Regions from separate parts of the Homo sapiens genome. Here region 1 is linked to region 2. A link is an interaction called in ENCODE POLR2A ChIA-PET data of the cell type or tissue named here. Cell type or tissue: MCF 10A. All regions are shown on one strand. Links, peaks and the distances in the headings refer to the core of each region. The heading gives the core; the rest is flanking DNA.

The links. Peaks named below come from ENCODE experiments on the same cell type or tissue, not always from the same donor. Only the 100,000 strongest peaks of a DNase experiment are listed, where the experiment ranks them.
Region 1: POLR2A ChIA-PET joins it to region 2 with 5 read pairs; 2 of 35 experiments call an interaction of 5 or more read pairs at or near these places.

What each region holds. Positions count from the first base shown.
Region 1 is chr19:52,536,211-52,546,519 of GRCh38, reverse strand. It overlaps ZNF808 (zinc finger protein 808), which reads right to left. Exons shown (of 5, transcript NM_001039886.4): 3 at 3,173-3,254. The coding sequence starts at 3,235. Among named protein-coding and RNA genes, the nearest start is that of ZNF808, 14 kb to the right of the region's middle. RefSeq lists enhancers at 10,000-10,129, 9,866-10,309, 10,260-10,309. In MCF 10A, for the core only: no CTCF peak of the experiment used is centred there; no DNase peak of the experiment used is centred there.
Region 2 is chr19:52,658,926-52,669,234 of GRCh38, reverse strand. LOC122539214 (Zinc finger protein LOC122539214) reads left to right here. Exons shown (of 4, transcript NM_001396016.1): 2 at 8,392-8,473. The coding sequence starts at 8,411. It also overlaps a transcript of ZNF83 not described here. Among named protein-coding and RNA genes, the nearest start is that of ZNF83, 26 kb to the right of the region's middle. RefSeq lists enhancers at 142-643, 4,584-5,084. In MCF 10A, for the core only: no CTCF peak of the experiment used is centred there; a DNase peak (open chromatin) is centred at 6,364.

The DNA.
Region 1 (10,309 bases), core at 3,076-7,075, 120 kb after region 2:
GAAAGAAAAGTCCAAATCTAAAAACTATCATGATCGGTCAGGCACAGTGGCTCATGCCTGTAATCCCAGCACTTTGGGAGGCCAAGGCAGGTGGATCATGAGGTCAGGAGTTTGAGACCCGCCTGGGAACACGCTGAAACCCCTTCTCTAGTAAAAACACAAAAATTAGCTGGGTGTGGTGGTGGGTGCCTGTAATCCCTGATACTTGGGAGGCTGAGGCTGGAGAATTGCTTGAAATCAGGAGGCAGAGGTTGCAATGACCCAATATCATGCCACTGCACTTCAGCCTGGGTGACAAAGCAATACTCTGTCTCCAAAAAAAAAAAAAAAACTGTTATGATGACAGCAATAGCCATGACTAACATTTTTGAATGCTTCCCATGTGCTATACACTGTTCTAAGTGCTTCCCATGTCTTAAGCCATAAAATAACATACTGTCCCATGAAGAAAGATCTGTACTTGGACACAAGTGCATCACACATACTAGGAAAATTACCACAAATCAAATAGCTAAAAATGTCAACACAAGCACTGAATCCAGATGTCTGGGATTCACATTTGAATATAAACGCTGAAGTAACAGATACAGCTTTAAACTAAACTGACACGGGTTTATCTAGTGCAGAGAATGTGACAAAGGTCCCAGGGTAAGAACACGGAGCATCCTACAAGGTCGCTGAATGGACACACACAGGCATACATATAATCCTTCCCAATACTTCTTATTTTTTTTTTTTTCCAGATGGAGTCTCACTCTATTGCACAGGCTGGAATACAGTGGCACAATCTCTCAGCTCACTGCAACCTGTGCCACCCAGGTTCAAGCAATTCTCTTGCTTCAGCCTCCCCAGTAGCTAGGATTTGAGGCACCTGCCACCACATCCATCTAATTTTTGTATATTTAGCAGCGACAGGGTTTCACCATCTTAGCCAGGATGGTCTTGAACTCCTGATGTCATGAGCTACCCACCTCAGCCTTCCATAGTGGTGGGATTACAGGTGTGAGCAACCGGGCCCGGCCCCATCTTACCATTAACTCATTATTGTGATAGTTGACAACAATGAAAAATACTTAAAATCATTACAATTATTATAAAAAATAAAACTTATTGCAAATGTTGTGTTTTCTACATAAACCATGGGCTTATCCACCCATGTATTCATGCACACACATCACATCATGGCGTTACCCACGTGGTGGCCCACCTCTAATCCAAGCTACTGGAGAGGCTGAGGCAACAGAATCACTGTAATCTGGGAGTCAGAGGCTACAGTGAAACAAAATCACCCCACTGCACTCCTGCCTGGACAACAGAGACTCAACTCAAAACAAATTTAAAAATAAAATAAAATCAATGATGTAATAAAGCATCCTGTACCACTGATGCCTATCTCCACTTTCCATTGCATTGACAGTCATTAAAAGTGCAGACTTTAGCCAAGTGCAGTGGCTCAGGCCTGTAAATCCCAGAACTTTGGGAGGCCGAGGTGAACAAATCACAAGGTCAGTAGTTCGACCAGCCTGACCAATACGGTGAAACCCCATCTCTACTAAAAATACAAAATAATTAGCCAGGCGTGACAGCGAATGCCTGTAATCCCAGATACTCAGGAGGCTGAGGCAAAAGAATTGCTTGAAGCCAGAAGGCAGAGGTTGTAGTGAGCTGAGATGCCGCCACTACAATCCAACATGGGCAACAGAGCGACACTCCATCTCAAAAATGTGCAGAGTCCAGCCAAGCTGGCTGTCTCCCATTTGGAATGCCAGCAATTTGGGAGACCAAGAGGGGAGGATCACTTGAGGCCAGGATATCAAGGCTAAAGCAAGCTTTGATTGCACCACTGCACTCCAGCCTAGACAACAAAATAAAAATACAATATAAAAAATAAGGCCTGACATGGTGGTGTGCACCTTTAACCTCAGCACTTAGGGAGTCCGAGATAGGCAGATCATGAGGTCAGGAGTTCCAGATCAGCATAACGAACATGATGAAACCCCGTCTCAACTAAAAATACAAAAATTAGCTGGGTGTGGTGGTGCATGCCTGTAGTCCCAGCAACTTGGTAGGCTGAGGCAGAAGAATTGCTTGAAACTGGGAGGGGGAGGTTGCAGAGAGCCGAGATCGTACCACTGCGCTCCAGCTTTGCTGACTGAGACTCCATCTTAAAATAAATAAATACATACATAATATACACACATACATATGGTGACCCATGCCTATCATTCAGGCTCTTTGGGAGGCTACAGTAGCGATTAGTTGAGCTCAGGAGTTTGAGGCTGCTGTAAACTCTGAATTGTGCCATTGTACTCCAGAACTAAGCCACAGAGCGACACCTTCTCTCTCTCTCTTTTTTCTTTTGAGACAGAGTCTCGCTCCATCTCCCAGGCTGGAGTGCAGTGGCACAATTTCGGCATACAGTAACCTCCACCTCCTGGACTCAAGTGATTCTCCTACCTCAGCCTCCTGAGTAGCTGAGATTACAGGCATGCACCACCACATGCAGCTAATTTTTGTATTTTTAGTAGAGATGGGGTTTCACCATGTTAGCCAGGCTGGTCTCTAAGTCCTGACCTCAAGTGATCTTCCTGCCTTGGCCTCCCAAAATGCTGGGATTACAGGTGTAAGCCACTGCACTGGGACCAACATCTTGTCTCTTAAAAAAAAAAAAAAAATTTGGACACAGAGACATCTTGATCTACTAGTGTGGCTTCAAATGCATTACCAAATCAGATACAAAATATCTCCTCTTATTCGTCTCCTTTCCCAGAATTTACCACACATCTGCGCACATTAACATACGTATTTCATATGTAGTTTCTCTGAGCTGACATCCAGATGTGGCCCCTGAACAATCCAGGCTGCCCAGCAGCTCTGACATCAACGGGCCCACACCCCATGTTTATCCACGTCTGGGTGTGAGCCCTTCCCAAGACCATGCCCAGTGGAGCCTCTTCCCAAGTTCATGTCACTGGGTCACAGGAGATGGAATCTCAGAGCACCTGAGAGGAACTGAGGGCAGGCATGGGTGAGTGCAAGTGAACGTGTCAGGCAAAATGCTTCAGACTCAGAAAAGACTGGCTGCTACAATACATTACTACAATACAATATAATACTACTACATTTCAGAAAGGAAAGAGACAGATTAATCCACAGAGGAATATCACTTCACCTGAGGAAGAGCCATGCCTGACTCCTTTCCTTTCCTCTTCTGAGCTGCTTCCTCACGTAACATGAGTCTTTAGAAATCAATCCTGTATGTGAAAAAAAATAAGACTTCATGTTAGAAATGACTCACTCCCTTCCTGTGACAAAACCACATGAACCGGGAGATGTCACCCTGTAGAAAGAAGTCCCCCACTGCCCACTGCACCAGAGATCATGCAGAGGTAAGAAAGTCCCACAGGAAGACCTACAAGTGTATGTTTGACCCCGGTCTTCAGATCTCACTCCCTTCATGGAGAAGCCGCCACACACGAGGCAGCAGGGGGGACCTGGGCTGCACTGATGCCCCCTTTATGGCACAGACTCATCCCTGATCAAAGCCTCCACCCCCCCCCCAAAAAAAAGATCTGGGCACCTACTTGGGAAGCTGAGGCAGGAGAATCACTTGAACCCAGGAGGCAGAGGTTGCAGTGAGTCGAGATCGTGCCACTGCACTCCAGCCTGGGCGACAAAATGAGACTTCATCTCAAAAAAAAAAAGGAAACTCAAAAGATTGTAACTACTTGTGCCTCATTTCTCTGTGACCTAAAAGCCGCCTCCCTGCTTCAAGTCTTCCTGCCTTTGTTTAAAGTTGTCCCGCCTTCCCAGACCAAACCAATGTACTTCTTACATATATTGATTGATGTCTCATGTCTCCATAAAATGTATAAAATTAAGCTCTGCCCCGACCACCTTGGGCAAACTAAACTCTCTAAATAACTGAGATCTCTGTAAGATTTTCTGGTTTCACAGCTGCAGTGTCAAATGGGGGCTGTGGGAGATCACAAAGGAAACCCGGAGAAGATGATATCAGAACAAGGACCTAGGAAAGAAAGGCTGCTTGTCACTTGCAGCTGAGGGGAAGAGCATCCTAGAGAGAGGGACAGCTCAAGTGAGGGCCCTGAGACAGGAGCAACCTCAGCCCCAGGAAAAGGAAAGCGACCCGTGGGGCTGGAGCAGTGGAAGAGAGGAGGGCACAGGTAGGAGATGAGGTCAGAGAGGTCCTGGGGGCACAGACCCATAGGGACATGGTTTTCAAACATTTTTCTCCCACAACCCAAAAGCATTTTGAAAGTCGACTGTGATCCCAGCTACTCGGGTGTCTGACGCAGGAGAATCCCTTGATCCCAGGAGTCAGAAGTTGCAGTGAACTGAGATCGTGGCATTGCACTCCAGCCTGGGCCACAAGAGTGAAAATTCGTCTCAAAAAAAAAAAAATTGGAAGTGATGTATCTTCTCACTCTTTTCACGTATACATCTAAGTTTCTCTTTATATTATAAATTACAACACTTACAAATAAAGTGATTTATTTCACAAATATAAAATACATGCTGTCAAGTTTGGCTAAGTTTCCAGAAGTACACAGTCACTCTCATCTGAGATGTGCAGACTGCAAGGAAATGTGTTTGGGGGTTTAGAAAGCCACTCGTGGACACCTGAAGGTGGGGATGCCTGTTTGATGACCCAGGAGACAGCTGAGACAACTGGACACAGGATTGTAGAGCTCAGGGGCGACGCCTGCAGGGGACATGGAGTCGTGTAAGTGGGTTAAAGCTGTGAGATGATAAGGTTCAAGGTGATTTGAGTCTAATCCCCTGATTTTAATCATCTTGTGCTTTTTTTTTTTTAATATTTGGAGAACTGGAATCCCTTTAAAATTCGAGTTAAAACTGAGCACTACCTCTCCCAGAAGAAAAGTCACACACTGTATTTTGTCAGTCATTTCAGGGGTCAGTGTCACTCTGACTGAGCTTTTCCGGTCTTATTCCTCACCTCTATGTTACAGGTGGGCTCACTGAGGCTCACAGTGGGAGACATTTCACCAAGTTATTCTGAGATGCTCTGAGGTGAGGAGGAAGGACATGTGGCTGATTCCCATGTGATTGCCTGAAAGGGCCAATAGGCTGCCTTGGTCTTCCTCCTCTAGAAAATTTCCAGACCAGTCAGGAGCGGTGACTCACCCTTGTAATACCTAACTAGATATCTACATGGAAAAGAATAATATTGGATCTCTATGTCACACCATGAAAAATTTTATTTAAAAACGGTTTAAAAAAAAAAAAAAGGCCAGGCGGGGTGGATCACATCTGTAATCCTAGCAGTTTGGGAGGCTGAGGCGGGCAGATCACAAAGTCAGGAGTTCAAGATCATCCTGGCCAATATGGTGACATCCCGTCTCTACTAAAAATACACAAATTAGCCAGGCGTGGTGGCGGGGGCCTGTAGTCCCTGCTACTCAGGAGGCTGAGGCAAAAGAATTGCTTGAACCCAGGAGGTAGAGGTTGCAGTGAGCTGAGATCATGCCACTGCACTCCAGCCTGGGTGACAGAGCGAGACTCCATCTCAAAGAAAAACAAACAAACAAACAAAAATTCCAGGACCATCTTATATACCTGAGCAAACGAAACTTCTTTCAAGTTGTAAGGTTCTGATGGCATCAATCCCAAACATATCATTACTCACTCCCAGAAAAATGTTCAAAATACACACAACTGTGCACACATAGCAATAGATGTTTAAAACACTGAAAAAGAGGCAGCTGTAGAAATGAGATCTGAGCAAATGCTTTTCTCAAGAACACATGGGCTCTGCTAAACCAAGGTTCCAAGTCAATCCAGCCCATCCTTCAACATCTGTAGAGAATATTATGGACCAGAGGGAATTGAGGGGACACTTACTTAGAAGCTCACAGATTACCATTTTTTCAGATGACATAAGAAAAAAAAATGGAATAGGCTACTTCAACTGAATTTTCATGTTAGGGTAAAGAAAAAAGGTCCTTGATATCATTATCAAGTACACACTGAAACAACCTAACAACATATATCACATAGTAGAAAATGTTTTCGATATATGATAAAGACTAGAAAGCACACAGACCTCAATGTAAACTCAAAAAAATTTCATAGAGAAACAATTTTAAAATGGTTAAAAAATACAGATCTAATGAAATCTTGGGCCAAAGGAGAAATATTTGAAAATATATCATACTTTGAAAACAATGAGGACAGGCATAGTGACTCACGCCTATAATCCCAGCACTTTGGGAGGCCGGGGCAGGAAGACCACAATGTTAGGGGTTCGAGACCAGCCTGGCCAATATGGAGAAACTATGTCTCTACTAAAAATACAAACATTAGCAGGGCATAGTGGTGCACACCTGTAACTCCAGCTACTCAGGAGGCTGAGGCAGGAAAATCGCTTGACCCCAGGAGGCGGAGTTTGCAGTGAGACGAGGTCGTGCCACTAGACTCCAGAGTGGGTGACAGAGAGTCTCAATAAATAAATACATATATCTAAACATTAGCCGGACCTGGTGGGGTGTGTCTGTGGCCCCAGCTACTCCGGAGGCTGAGGTGGGAAAATCACTTGAGCCCAGGAGGTTGCCGCTGCACAGTGCTGTGATCCTGCCACTGCACTCCAGCCTGGGAAACAGTAAAAGTGTCTCAAAACAATAACAAAGGCCGGGCGCAGCGGCTCATACCTGTAATCCCAGCACCTTGGGAGGCTGAGGTGGGAGGATCACCTGAGGTCAGGAGTTCAAGACCAGCCTGACCAAGATGGAGAAACCCCATCTCCACTGAAAATACAAAATTAGCCGGCCATGGTGGTGTGTGCCTGTAATCATAACTACTCAGGAGGCTGAGGCAGGAGAATCACTTGAACCCCAGAGGCAAAGGTTGCAGTGAGCAAGATCGCACCATTGCACTTCACCCTGGGCAACAAGACCAAAACTCCGTCAAAAAAAAAAAAAAAAAAAAAAAAACCACCACAACAAAAATAAGTAAATTAAAACTAAAATTAAAAAATAAAAAACAATTACTGAGGCCAAGTGTGGTGGCTCACGCCTGTAATCATAGCACTTTGGGAGGCCAAGGCGGTGGATCACAAGGTCATGAGTGCAAGACAAGTCCCGCCTAGATGGTGAAAACTGTCTCTACTAAAAATACAAAAATCAGACAGGTGTGGCTGCAGGTGCCTATAATCCCAGCTGCTTGGGAGGCTGAGGCAGAGAATTCCTTGAACCCAGGAGGCAGAGGTTGCAGTGAGTCAAGACTGCTCCACTCCACTCCAGCCTGCGTGACACAGAGAGACTCCATCTCAAAAATTAAAAAAAAAAAAAAAAAAAATGAAATGAAGAGGAACTAGAAAAAAGGAAACCAATTACAAAAAGAGAACAAAAGCACTTTTAATACTCCTTTCATCACGTTCCATATAGTAACAGAGTCAGTCACTTCTTACCCTACTTCTCTCCCCCACTCCCGACCCCAGCCATGAAAAGGGAAGAGGGTGATCCACAACGAATGAGTCAAGTCACTGTCCTCTGGCTGAAGAGGGGTTGCAGAGGGAAGCTGCCTCTGACGCCATCATTATAAAATGAACCACACTTAGACACAGGAGTTTGGCAACTCTCATTCTCATCTGTATAATTTAAACTAATTTTAAATTTGTTACCTTATAAACAGAGAAAACAACATGTCATCACTTCATCATCACATCCAATCAACTCACCACTCATCTGCACCCAGGGTCCCTCTTCGTCTTCATTACTGCTTCCCTCCATCATTCTATGCATAGCCCTTTCTCACTTTCTCTCTCCATCTGTTTCTTTTCTGCATTTCCCCCTGGGCTTCTGCTCATTTTATGCCCCTCTCCTGTTTTGCTCCATTCTTTTTTGGTTTTTTTGAGACAGAGTTTCGCTCTTATTGCCCACGCTGAAGTACAATGGTGCGATCTCAGCTCACCACAACCTCTGCCTCCTGGGTTCAAGTGATTCTCCTGCCTCGGCCTCCTAATCCAAAATTAGCAGGGCATGGTGGCGCATGCCTGTAATCCCAGATACTCAGGGGGTAGTATCGCAGGAGAATCGCTTCAACTCTAAAGGCACAGAGAGTCATTAGCCAAGATTGTGCCATTGCACTCCAGCCTGGGCAACAGGAGTGAAACTCCACCTCAAAAAACTAATAATAATAATAATAATAATTAGTATGTAGGCCGGGCGCGGTGGCTCATCCCTGTAATCCCAGTACTTTGCAAGGCCAAGACGGGGGAACCTTTGAGCCCAGGATTTTGAGACCACCCCGGGAAACATACTGAAACCCTGTTTCTACAAAAAAACAAACAAAGAAAAAAAAAACTACTAGCTGGGCTTGGTGTCTCACACCAGTGGTCTCAGCTACTCAGGAGACTGAGGGAGGATCGCTTGAGCCTAAGAGGTCGAGGCTGCAGTTAGAGTAGATAACGCCATTGTACTCCAGCTGAGCGACAGAGCCAGACCCTATCTCAAAATATTAATTAATTAATTAAAAGTATTATGTAATAACAGCGATTTTTTTTTCCCACCACTTCCTACCCCACCATGGGAAAAGGGAAGAGTGACCCACAATTGAATGTCACTGCCCTCGGTCTGAATAGGGATTCCAAGTGGAAGCTAACCTCTGATACCAATATTTATAGAACATACATGGCTCACAGATAGGACATTTAAAATTCTCAAACTCATCTGTATAATTTAAACAAGTTATTAGATTTTATAGACAGAAGTCAACATGTCACAACTAATCATATCCAATGAACTCACACACTCATCTGTACCCAAAGTCCCCCACCCTTTTTTTTTTTTTTTTGAGACAGGGTCTTGCTCTTTTGACCAGGCTGGAGTACAGTGGCATGATCTCTGCTCACAGCAGCCTGGAGCTCCTGGGCTCAAGTGATCCTCCAGCCTCCGCCTACAGAGTAGCTGAAATTACAGCTGCACACTATCATGCCCCGTTAATTTTTTCTTTCTTTTTGAAAGAGATGGGGTGTCTATTTTGCCTAGGCTGGTCTTGAACTCCTGGACTCAAGCAATCCCTCTGCCTCAGTCTCCTAAAGTGCTGGGATTACAGGCATGAGCCACTGCACCTGGCCCCTCTTTCTTCATTACTGTGCTTCCCTCTCTAATTCTGTACATATCTCTCATTCTCCCCTTCTCTCTCTAGCTCTTGTTTTCTTTTCTTTTTCCCTGGGATTGTGCTCCTCATTTTGTACCCCTCTACTCTCCTGCTATTTATCCCCTTCTTCCCTCTATTACTCCTCTTCCACCTCTTCTGCTCCATCCTCACAACTTATTTAACCGCTTTTTTTTTGAGAAAGAGTTTCACTCTTGTTGCCCAGGCTGGAGTGCAATGGTGCGATCTCGGCTCACCGCAACCTCCGCCTCCCAAGTTCAAGCGATTCTCTGGCCTCAGCCTCCCTAATAGCTGACATTACAGGCATATGCAACCGCGCCCAGCTAGTTTTGTATTTTTAGCAGGGATGGGGTTTCTCCATGTTGGTCAGGCTGGTCTCGAACTCCGGATCTCAGGTGATCCGCCCGCCTAAGCTTCCCAAACTGCTGGGATTACAGGCATGAGCCAAAGCGCCCGGTCCTTATTTAACCTCTTGTTGCTCCTTCTCCCCAATCTTTTGATCGTCCTCAATCTCTACATATTACCGCCTCTTATCTCTGCGTCTCCTCTGCTCTCCCTGTTAAATTCTCTCTTCCCTGTTACGCCCCCCTGTCCCCACTCTCTAGCACCCCAGATCCCCCGGTGTCCTCCCTGCTGTGTTTCTCCCTCTGTTCTCATTGCCACCAGCACCACTCTGCGGGTTTGGGGTAAGACACCCGCATCGCGGAGAAGCGCATTTTCCGGAGGGTGGAGCTGGGCAGGCAAGAATACCCGGTGTCATAGGACAAGCCGCTGGGACCTGCCCTACGCTGGTTCAGGGGAAGCGGTGACTGCGAAGGGAAGAATTGGGGAGCAGCAGGGCCCACCACGAGGGGGGATGTAGGGGGCGACGGCGCCTTAAGACAAGGGTGGCACCTGCAGAATTCCAGGACCAGGCAGAAGACGCAGCCTCCCCAGGACTGGGGACACAGCGCTTCGCTCCAGGGGCCGAAGACGGAGAGGCTGGGAGGCGCCCAGGGCGGGAATCCACCTCGCGGGTCGGGGACTTTAAAAAGAACGGGGTGGGTGGAGTCAGCACAGGGTTTTGACCAGGAAAACTAAGCGACAGGAAGTGTATACACTGCCCTATAGCAGAAAGACCGGGGTTGGGACCAGCCTCCGGACGAGTTCAAAC
Region 2 (10,309 bases), core at 3,902-7,901:
GCTTTATGGTGTCTTATTTTTCCTTTCTCTGGTTGATGAAATGCCAGGGTGAAAGGGATAGCCAATTGGACTAAAGCATAAGTGCCACTTCAGTTACTCAGTAAAGTGTCCAGTAAAGGTCCACCATAATACCACTATGCATCTGCTCAGGGATGAATAAAGAGTGGCTGATTGGTAAACTTTTGAAAAATTTTAAGCTCTCTGCATCCCTTCAGGTCTCCAAGGAATGTTAAGTTTCCTCCCTGTCATGAGGGACATAAAGTGAACTTAGTGTTGGGAGTTGGAAGCTGGATGGCCCTGGAGGGCTGACCCACAGGGTGTCGAACTTTGGGATATAGCAGACAGAGAGAGCTTGGCATAACTTGTTACCCCAGGATGTAGAATCCTGGAAAAGAGCTAGCATCCAGCCCACACCTGGTCTACTGGAGGACAGCCCTCGTGGAAAGGGGACAATCTGGGCCTCTGGCCTGCCATGTGCACAAGCATAACAATTGCCTTTGTTCAACATGCAGAGGGAATATTTGATCCATTTTAGCCAGGCATTTACATCTTTATACCCTGTTTCAATAGCTATGGTTTGCCTTAGGTCTCCTATTTCTACTACTGAGAACTTGCTTTTGTCATTTGGCACGAGGCATGTCATAGTTTGATTTCATAGATTTGGGAAAGGGGCAGCTGTAGGAGGTGGAGGAGGGAGAAAAAAGCACACCCTAAAGAAGCCTATAGGATCCTTTCCAGTGACCTCTGCTCCTAAACCATAGAAATGCTCTAAAGTTGGGTTAGAGTTGCTAGTGGTAGGAATAGTAATGGATATAAGCACTGGGAAAGGAAAGGAAAGGAAAAGATAGATAGACTAAGCTTTCCTTAGCTTTAATTTGGTAGGGCTTGATCCAGGAACAGTGGCCCATGATTCTGATGATAATGGCACCTGCTTGACTCAGGTGTGATGTGTCCCTCCCTTTCTGCTGTATGAACAGCAGTCTCAGTGGTTAGCAGCACAAGATAGGGTCCTTCCTAGGCTGGCTCGAGTTTCCATTCTTTCCATCCTTTGATGAGAACGTCATCCCCAGGCCGATGCTGATGTACTGGAAACTCCGAAGCTGGCGCCTGTGCTGAGAGACTCTTGTTTTAAAGGAAGAGAAGGTGGAGGATAAACCAAGTATATAATTTCTAAGAAATTTATCATTTGTTTTAAACGTGGGGACATCAGCAGTGGACTTTATAATCCTTGGTGCCTTCTTGCTGAGAAATTTTCTTTAGCACCTATTTTTATTAGTTTTTAGACCAAAGAAAGCCAAATACCATTTTATATTTAACACTTCATGTATGATTTTTATACCAGATAAGCTACATTTCACCTTTATATTAGTGTTTTATTAATGTTAAACTTAATTTTAATAAAACCTTGTAGACATATTTATCCAATGTTAATGTCTGACCATAAGGTAAGATTTTTATAGACTCTTTAACCTTTTATAATTTTTGTTGAAGAGCATGTTAGTGCTTTAAGAAAAACTGGTTGTGCTTTTATTTTAATATCCAGTTCACAGAAAAACTGGATATTACCCCTTTAACTTTTGCCAGTATGTTTACACACAGAATTTCCTTTACAATTAACATTTTGAAACTTGCTTAAACCTTTAAAACAAATTTTTTTAATCTTTCAATGTAGGTAAAAATCCACATTCTTCTGCCTCCCTATAATCCTTTTACCAAAAGTATATTTTACTTTCCTTACACAACTTGCACATAAACTGTTTCTTCAACAGTTTTACAATCAGGAGGACTAATTACTTTCAAATTATATGACATTTCTTGCATAAATTCCCTCTTATAACTTTTCTTTTTTCACAACTTTGACAGACAATTCTTCAACATGCCTCAACTTTCTGAATTGTTGCAAACATCCCTTTCTTTAAACCACCATTTGATTTATTTTAGGACAAGAATTTACCATATAACATTCTTTTTACATAAATTCTCCTTCCTCCTTTTTTTTTTTTTTTTTTTCAAAGATGATAACCATTCTTTCCCAAAGTGAACTTCCTTCATGTCTGTGAACTAGACTGCCTAAGGTCACAAGATTAGAAGTTAGGATAATACATGTTACAATGTTAACTTTTAGCAAACTTGACTTTCGTTGAAAACGTTGTAAGTTTGGGATTTCAATTCTTTGCTATTAATAAGACCTTGTTCAGTCCATATTAACTTAGAAGTGGTATAGGTGGCCTCCTTCCTGATTCTGTAACTACTTTAAAGTTTGGCTGAGTGCAAACAGCTTGCACATTTCAGCAGTCCAATTATTAGGCAATTTTCCTAACTCTGCTTCTGCAAGAGTTTCTTTATCACTTATTGAATACCCATTATGTCTTTTTCCCTCAGTCACCTGGGAGAAACCCTGTATAGTCCTGTCTGGAAGGGAGTTCCTCCTAGGCCTGGTCAGACCTTTGCATGGTAAATAATTAAGATTTAGACCCCCTGTTAGAAAACCTGCTGGGTTAATGGAATTTTCAGTGGTTAATGTTAAATCATCTTTTTCTACCAGAATAGCCTCATACTTGAAGATTCTTGAGTCAGTAAGCTACCATTTTGCCTTTTTTTTTTTTTTTTTTTTTTGACTTAGGATAGTTCTTCCTTGATGAGGTGTGCTCACAATGAGGTTTCCTCTAAAAGTTATTTTTCTGTTTCTTCTGTTAGCTGAGCAGTTGCCACTACAGATTGAATGCATTTGGGCCATCCGCGGTTTACTGGGTTAAGGATTTTTGATAGGTAAGCTATGGGTTGTCAGTGGCCTCAGTGCTTTCAGGATATGCCATTGTTTACACTGACAACAGGGTGGTATTGGAGTGTTATAGGGTCATGGAGAAGACCTTCAATTATCAATTATAGGTTTTAAATTTACCCTGGCTTTTAAAGGAATAGGGTATACTGTTTTCTCTCTACTACTACTCTCTCTCTCTCTTTTCTGACTCTCTGTCTCTTTCTCCCTCTCTCTTTGACTCCCTTTTTGTCTCTCTGTCTCTTTCTCTCTCTCTCTTTGACTCTCTGTCTCTTTCTTTTTTTTTTTTTTTGAGATGGAGTCTTGCTCTGTTGCCCAGGCTGGAGTGCAGTGGTGCGATCTTGGCTCACTGCAAGCTCCGCCTCCCGGGTTCACACCATTCTCCCACCTCACCCTTCCAAGTAGCTGGGACTACAGGCACCCATCACCATGCCCGGCTAATTTTTTTTTTTTGTATTTTTAGTAGAGACGGGGTTTCACTGTTAGCCAGGATGGTCTCAATCTCCTGACCTCGTGATTTGCCCACCTCAGCCTCCCAAAGTGGGGGGATTACAGGTGTGAGCCACCGCACATGGCCAAGGCAATTTACTTCTATAGAAGGGTGCGTCCTCATAGATGGAGCAATGGTGAGTGCACACTTGGGCAAGGGACAGGAAGGGGTTCTTACTCCAGACGCATGAGGCCCCTGCTGCTGTGTCATTCCCCTATCGGCTAGGATTAGACCGCACAGGCTAAGCTAATTCCGATTGGCTAATTTAAAAAGAGTGATGGGGTGAGTGGTTTGGTGGGAAAAATGATTATGGAATGAGTCAGGTTGGAGAATTACTCAGGGTGGAGCAGGTGATTAAAAAAGGTTGCTTTATGAGGAAGTTAAGTTTAAAAGTAGAAGGCAAATAATTGCACATACTGACACATTGATTCTTTGAAGAGAAATTTAGAACTCATATCTAACAAGTGCAGCATAAAATAACAAATGTAAGGAACAACTGGGCAATTTATATGCACTGTTACAAGGTCAGTGCTTTTTTTTTTAATCACTTTTTTTCTTATTGAGACGGAGGAGGGAACTCTGGGGTAGAGGGTCTTACTTTGTCGCCCAGGCTGGCCTGGACTTCCCAGCTCAGCTATCCTCCTACCCCTGCTTCCTGAGTAGCTGGGACTCCTGGCTCCCACCACCCCACCCACATCCCTGCTGTGTTTAAGCAGCAGGTGGTGACCTCACTCCTCCCTGGCCTGAGCCCTCTGCTCCCCACCCCAGGCAGTGGCTCTAGGAAAGTCTCTGGAGCTGAGCACAGGGTGGACTCTCCCACCCCAGTGAATGAAGAATAGAAAGGGAGAGGATTTCTAATTGGTTCTGTGGGCCGTCAGCATAAAATTGTACATTTGGCTCAGGCAGGACTTTGCATTTCGCATTCTAGTTTGCATTCCTGCCCTAGACAACTTTGAGGTTTTGGAATTAAATTGCTAAAATTAATTTCAATAGTAAGGAACTTTCCTGGATCTAATTACCACCCCATGTTCACTTCTCAGGGAGGTACTATTTCCCTGACTCCTGAGCTGTTCCAGCCTCACTGGTGGGTTTCGCCTTCAAAACCTGGAAAACAGAAACACGGAGAGTGAGATAGAGGGAAGCTCAGGCCCTGACCCCTTCATTCCCCTGCGAACCCCTCACAGCCCAGGCCTCTTCCCCCCTCACCCCCCCACACCAGGCCCCTTGTCCTTCATGCCCCACCCTGGCCTCACTCAGGCCCCACCCACTTAATCTGCATCCCTTCCTGGCCTTGCTCAGGCCCGGCTCACCTCCTGGGGTTCCACCCCCCAGTCCTGGCTTTTGTCCTGCCCTAATTGGCACAGACCCAGAAGCAGATGGCGTGGACTTAAAAGTTCGTGTTAATTGGCCTTAGATTCCCTGCCCCTAGACCCAGGACCCAGTGGTTCCTTCTTCTTCTTTTTTTAATTGGAGATGGGGTCTCACTTTGACACCCAGGTTGGAGAGCTGTTACAGGATCAGAGCTCACCGCAGCATAAACCTCCTGGGTTCAACGGATCCTCCCACTTCAGCCTCCAGAGTAGCTGGGACCACAGCTACATGCCACCGCATAGGGCAAATTTTTGTGTTCCTCATAGAGACGGGCTTTCTCCATGTTGCCCAGGCTGGTCTCGAACTCTAGGGCTTAAGGGATCCAGCCGCATCGGCCTCCCAAAGTCTTGGGATTACAGGCATGAGCCACCACACCCAGCTTGTTCTTAATTAAAAAAAAAAAAAAAAAATAGGCCTGGTGCAGTGGCTCACACCTGTAATCCCAGCAGTTTGGAGGCCAAGGCTGGTGGATCACCTAATTTCAGGAGTTCGAGACCAGCCTGGCCAACATGGTGAATCCTCATCTCAACTGAAATACTGAAATTAGCTGAGCATGGTGATGCTTGCCTGTAATTCCAGCTACTGGGGAGACAGGCAGGAGAATAGCTTGAATCCGGGAGGTGGAGGTTGCAGTGAGCCGAGATCGCATAACTGCATTCCAGCCGGGCAACAGAGCGAGACTCCGTCTCAATAAAATAAAATAAAGTAAAATAAATAACTGCTTCTCAAATAAGCTTTGGTAGAATCTTACGACATCACATTATCATTTTCAAACTATTATATGTGTTTTGAATTTTCTTCTTTGACCTCACATTTCATTAGATGTATATTTTTTAACCATTTTAAAATTGTTTTTCTCTGAAATTTATTGTGTTCAGTTTAGATTGAGCACTGCCTGCATTCTAGTCTTTATTATGTATTGGAAACATTTTCTGGTACCTGATAAATGATTTTAGGTTGTTTCAATGTGTACTCAATAAAGATATCAAGGAAATTTTTTCTTTACACTAACATCAAAATTTAGTTCAAGTAGCCTATTACTCCATTTTCTTTCCTCATGTCATCTGATTAAATGGTGAGCTGTGAGCCTCTAAGTAAACATTTTCCTCAAGTTCCTCTGGTCCATAATATTCTTTGCAGATGTTGAAGGATGGGCTGGATTGACTTAGAACCTTGTTCCAGCAGAGTCCATGTGTTCATGAAGAAAACATTTGCTCAGATCTCATTTCTACCACTGCCTCTCTTTCAGTGTTTTAAATACCTATAGCTAGGGGTTCACAATTGTGTGTATTTTGAACGTATTACTGTCATTTTTCTGGGAAAATAATTGCATGTTTAGGATTCATGCCATCAGGACCTTAGACATTGAAAGAGACATTTCTTTTGCTCAGGTATATAACAGATGGTCCTGGAATTTTTTTTTTCCTTTTTTGAGATGGAGTGTCACTCTGTCAGCCATGCTTGAGTGCAGTGATACGATCTTGGCTCACTGCAACCTCTGCTTCCCAGGTCCAAGTGATCCTCCCTGGTCAGCCTCCCAAATAGCTGGGACCACAGATGCACATCACCATGCCTGGCTATTTTTTGTACTTTTCATAGAGACGGGATTTCACCGTGTTGCCCAGGTTGGTCTCAAACTCCTGGGCTCATGTGATCTACCCCTGTCAGCCTCCCAAAGTGCTGGGATTACAGGCATGAGTCACCACACCTGGCCCATCCTGCAATTTTCTAGAGAAAAAACCAACACATTCTGTTGGCCCTTCCAGTCCATCACATAGGAATGAGCCGCACCTCCTTCTGACTCAACTCAGAGCTTCTCTGGATAACTTGGTGAAATGTCTCCTACTCTGAACCTCAGTGACCCCCATCTGTAATATACAGGTGAGGAATAAGACAAGAAAAGCTCAGTCAGAGTGACACTGACCCCTGAAATGATTGGCCAAATAGTTTGTGGCTTTTTCTATACGAGATGGTAATGCTCAGGTGTAATATGAATTTTAAATAAGTTACTGTTCTCCAAAAATATAAAAAACACAAGTACCAGAATGGAAAAAACAGGTAATTAGACTCAGATCATCTTGAACCTCTCCTTGTCTCTGTCCACACCCACTGCCCTTCCATATCGTGTCATTTCACAACTTTAACCCACCTACACGACTCCATGTTCCCTACAGGCCTCTCCCCTGAGCTCTGCAATCCTGTGTTCAGTTGGCTCCTCAGCTCTCTGCTGGGATATTAAACAGGCGTCTCCAAATGCACATTTCCATAGGTGACTTCCTAAACCCCTGAACACATTCCCTTGCAGTCCTACATGTCTCAGATGAGGGTGACAGGGTACTTCTGGGGACTTAGCCAAACTTGACAGCATGTATTTTTAAAATGAGAAATGAATTCCATTATTTGTAAATGTTGTAATTTATAACGTAAAGAAAAGTTGTGTGTATACATGAAAGGCGTGAGAAAATACATCATTTCCAAAATTCTTTTGAAGTGTGGGAGAAAAATATTTCAAGACCTCATCCCTATGGATCTGTGCTCCCAGGACCTCCCTGATCTCATCTCCTGCCTGTGTCCTCCTCACTCCCTCTGCTCCAGCCACGCAGGTTTCTTTCCTTTTTCTGGGGCTGAGGTTGCTCCTGTCTCAGGGCCTTCACCTGGGCTGTCCCTCGGCCTAGGACTCTCTGTCCCATCAGCTGCAAGTGACAAGCAGCCTTTCTTCCCTAAGTCTTTGTTGTGACATCACTTTATCTACAGTAACCTTTGTGATCTCCCACAGGCCCCATTTGACATTGCAGCCCCACCTTCACCCCCACCTCTGGTCCATGTTACCTGTTCTGTGTGATTCTTTTAGCTCCTTCGCTGTTCACTGGATCCTGGTGGGAACAAGTCCCCAAGGGGAGAGCAGAGCCAGAAGGTGGGGCTGTGCTCAGCTGGTACCCTCTGAGTGGAGCTCAACCCTGACTTCACATTAGGTTTCTCAGGCATTTTGCAAATACATCTTTTATGCTATTCTATCAAAGATTGCTATTATCATAGGATGGGACACACCCTCAATAATACGATGGCGCTGGTGATTCTCATCTGTGTCCAGCATTGAACATCAAGGCAGTTTCCCCCATATTGAGAACTGAGGTCAGTCTGTGATCCACAGGGAGGTGAGGGGGCTGTGCTCTGCATGGGGTTTGGTTAGGGCCAGATCTGTGTCCTGAAGGTCTGTGCCCTGCTTCAGCGTGTGTGTGGACATTTTCAGGAGGGAGCAAGATCTGAAAATGGGTCAAAATTACCCTTGTAGGTCTTCCTGTGGGGCTTTCTTATCTCTGCATGATCTCTGGTGCAGTGGGCAGTAGAGGACAGTCTTTATACCGGGTAAGGTCTCCCCTGTGTATGTTTTGTCACAGGAAAGGAATGTGTGGTTTCTAAACATTAAATCTCAGCTGGGTCTGGTGGTTTACCCCTGTAATCATAGCTCTTTGGGAGGCTGAGGTGGGCAGATCTCAAGGTCAGGAGATTGAGACTCTCCTGGCCAACATGATGAAACCCCATGTCTACTAAAAATACAAAAATTAGCTGTGCATCGTGGAGTATGGCTTGAATCCCAGCTACTTGGTACACTGAGGCAAGAGAATTCCTTGAACTGGGGAGGCAGAGGTTGCAGTGAGACGAGATCATGTCACTGAACCCCATCATGGTGACAGAGCTGGACTCCATCTCAAAAAAAATTAATTAAATATCATATTTTTTTCTCACACAGAATTAATTTCCAAAGACTCATGTTACATGAGAAAGCCACCAAGAAGACCAAAGAAAAGGAGACAAGGATGGCTCTTCCTCAGGTAAAGTGATATTCCTCAGTGGATTCTTCTCTCTCTTTTCTGATATACCAGGTATTGTAGTAGGCAGACTTCCGTGAGTCTGAAGCGTCCTGCGTCACAAGTTTGCTCGCACTCACCCAAGGCTTTTCTCAGTCCCCGTCATCTTAAATTCTATCTCCCTTTATTGCCCAGGCTGGAGTTCACTGGAGCAATCTGGGATCACTGTAACCTCCACCTCCCAGGGTCAAGAGATTCTCATGCCTCAGCATCCCAAGCAGCTGTGATTATAGGTGTCCACCACCACTCTGGGCTAATTTTGTATTTTTAATAGAGACAGGATTTCACCATGTTGGCCAGGCTGGTCTCAAATCCCTGACTTCACTTAATCTCCTTGACAGTTTTTCACTGTTGCTAAGAATAACACACTGGCTGCCTGTGAGCATGGTGACTTCACTGCAGATATCTGGAAGTTTCCTGCAAGTTGGGGCATTGAAAACTGATTGCTTCTTCTTGGATTTGCCATTTCCTCTTTTAGATGTGGGAAGATTCCATCCCTACCCCCAGCTGCAGAGGTGCCCTCTCTGACTAAGACTATGCAAAATTTCCCACTCACTTAAGCAAAGCTTACTACTGTGGTCTTACCACCATGATTCTTACCACCATGGTCTTACCACCGCAATTCTCCTGCCTCAGCCTCCTGAGTAGCTGGGATTACAGTCGCACACCACCACACCCCGCTAATTTTTTGTATTTTTAGTAGAGATGGGTTTCACTATGTTGGCCAGACTGGTCTCGAACTCCTGACCTCATGATCTGCCCGCCTCAGCCTCCCAAGGTCGTGGGATTACAGGCGTGAGTTACCGCCCACCCAGCCGAGAAATATCTTGATAATATTACAGGAGCTCCCTCTTGGGTGAGAGTTAGCTCTTCTTTTGGCTGTTGTTAGGATTCTTTCTCTATCTCTGAATTTTGACAGTTTTATTATGATGTTGTTTGTTATAGGTCTCTTACTTAGATTTATCCATGTTGGATATTCTTAAGGTGTTGAATTTGTTTCTTTTGCATCCTGAAATTAGAAATTTTTGCCATTATGCCTTCCAACAAGCTTTTCTGTTCCTTTCTTCTTCTCACTCACTTCTGTGACTTCTGGTACTCTTTTTTTTTTTTTTGAGTTGGAGTCTTGCTCTGTTGAGGTATTGCTCCTCACAAGAGAGCATTAGCTGTGGGATCTGCATGTCAACCCTGACCTAAACCACATATGAATAAAACATACACTGACACACAGATAATTCCGTTTTGCTAGTTCTGCTGTGTTTCCGACCAGTAGCCTTAAGCAACTGTCTGAACATTTTTATATACCGTTTCTGTTGAGCTGACAACTATTGTCCCGTGATGAAACCTTAGCTTGACTCAACTTCCCCCAGAAGGTGGTAACCTCGAGTGGGCACCAATGACTTACTGATTACTCACTGGCTTGACCACGAAATCCTTCTTTGCCTTTGTTTTCGGGGGTCGCGTTCCTCATGCTTCCATCGCAGCTTTCCTCAAGAGGGCGGTCCTCACGCTTCCTTCACAGGTTGCCTCAAGAGAGGCTTGAACTGTGGGGGGTCTGTTTCTGCAGATCCCTGACTTTCCTCACACAGGACATCAACTGAGGTATTGCTCCTCACAAGAGGGCATTAGCTGCGGGGGTCTGCCCACGGACCCTGGCCCAGACGGATGAATGAAACGTACACCGACACATAGATATTCTGCTTTGCCAGTCCTGCTGGGTGCCCAATCGCCTGCACACCAAGAGCCGGCCCTGAGCAGCTCGCACTCCAGGCATTTATTTAGAATAGAATTAACAACAGAAGT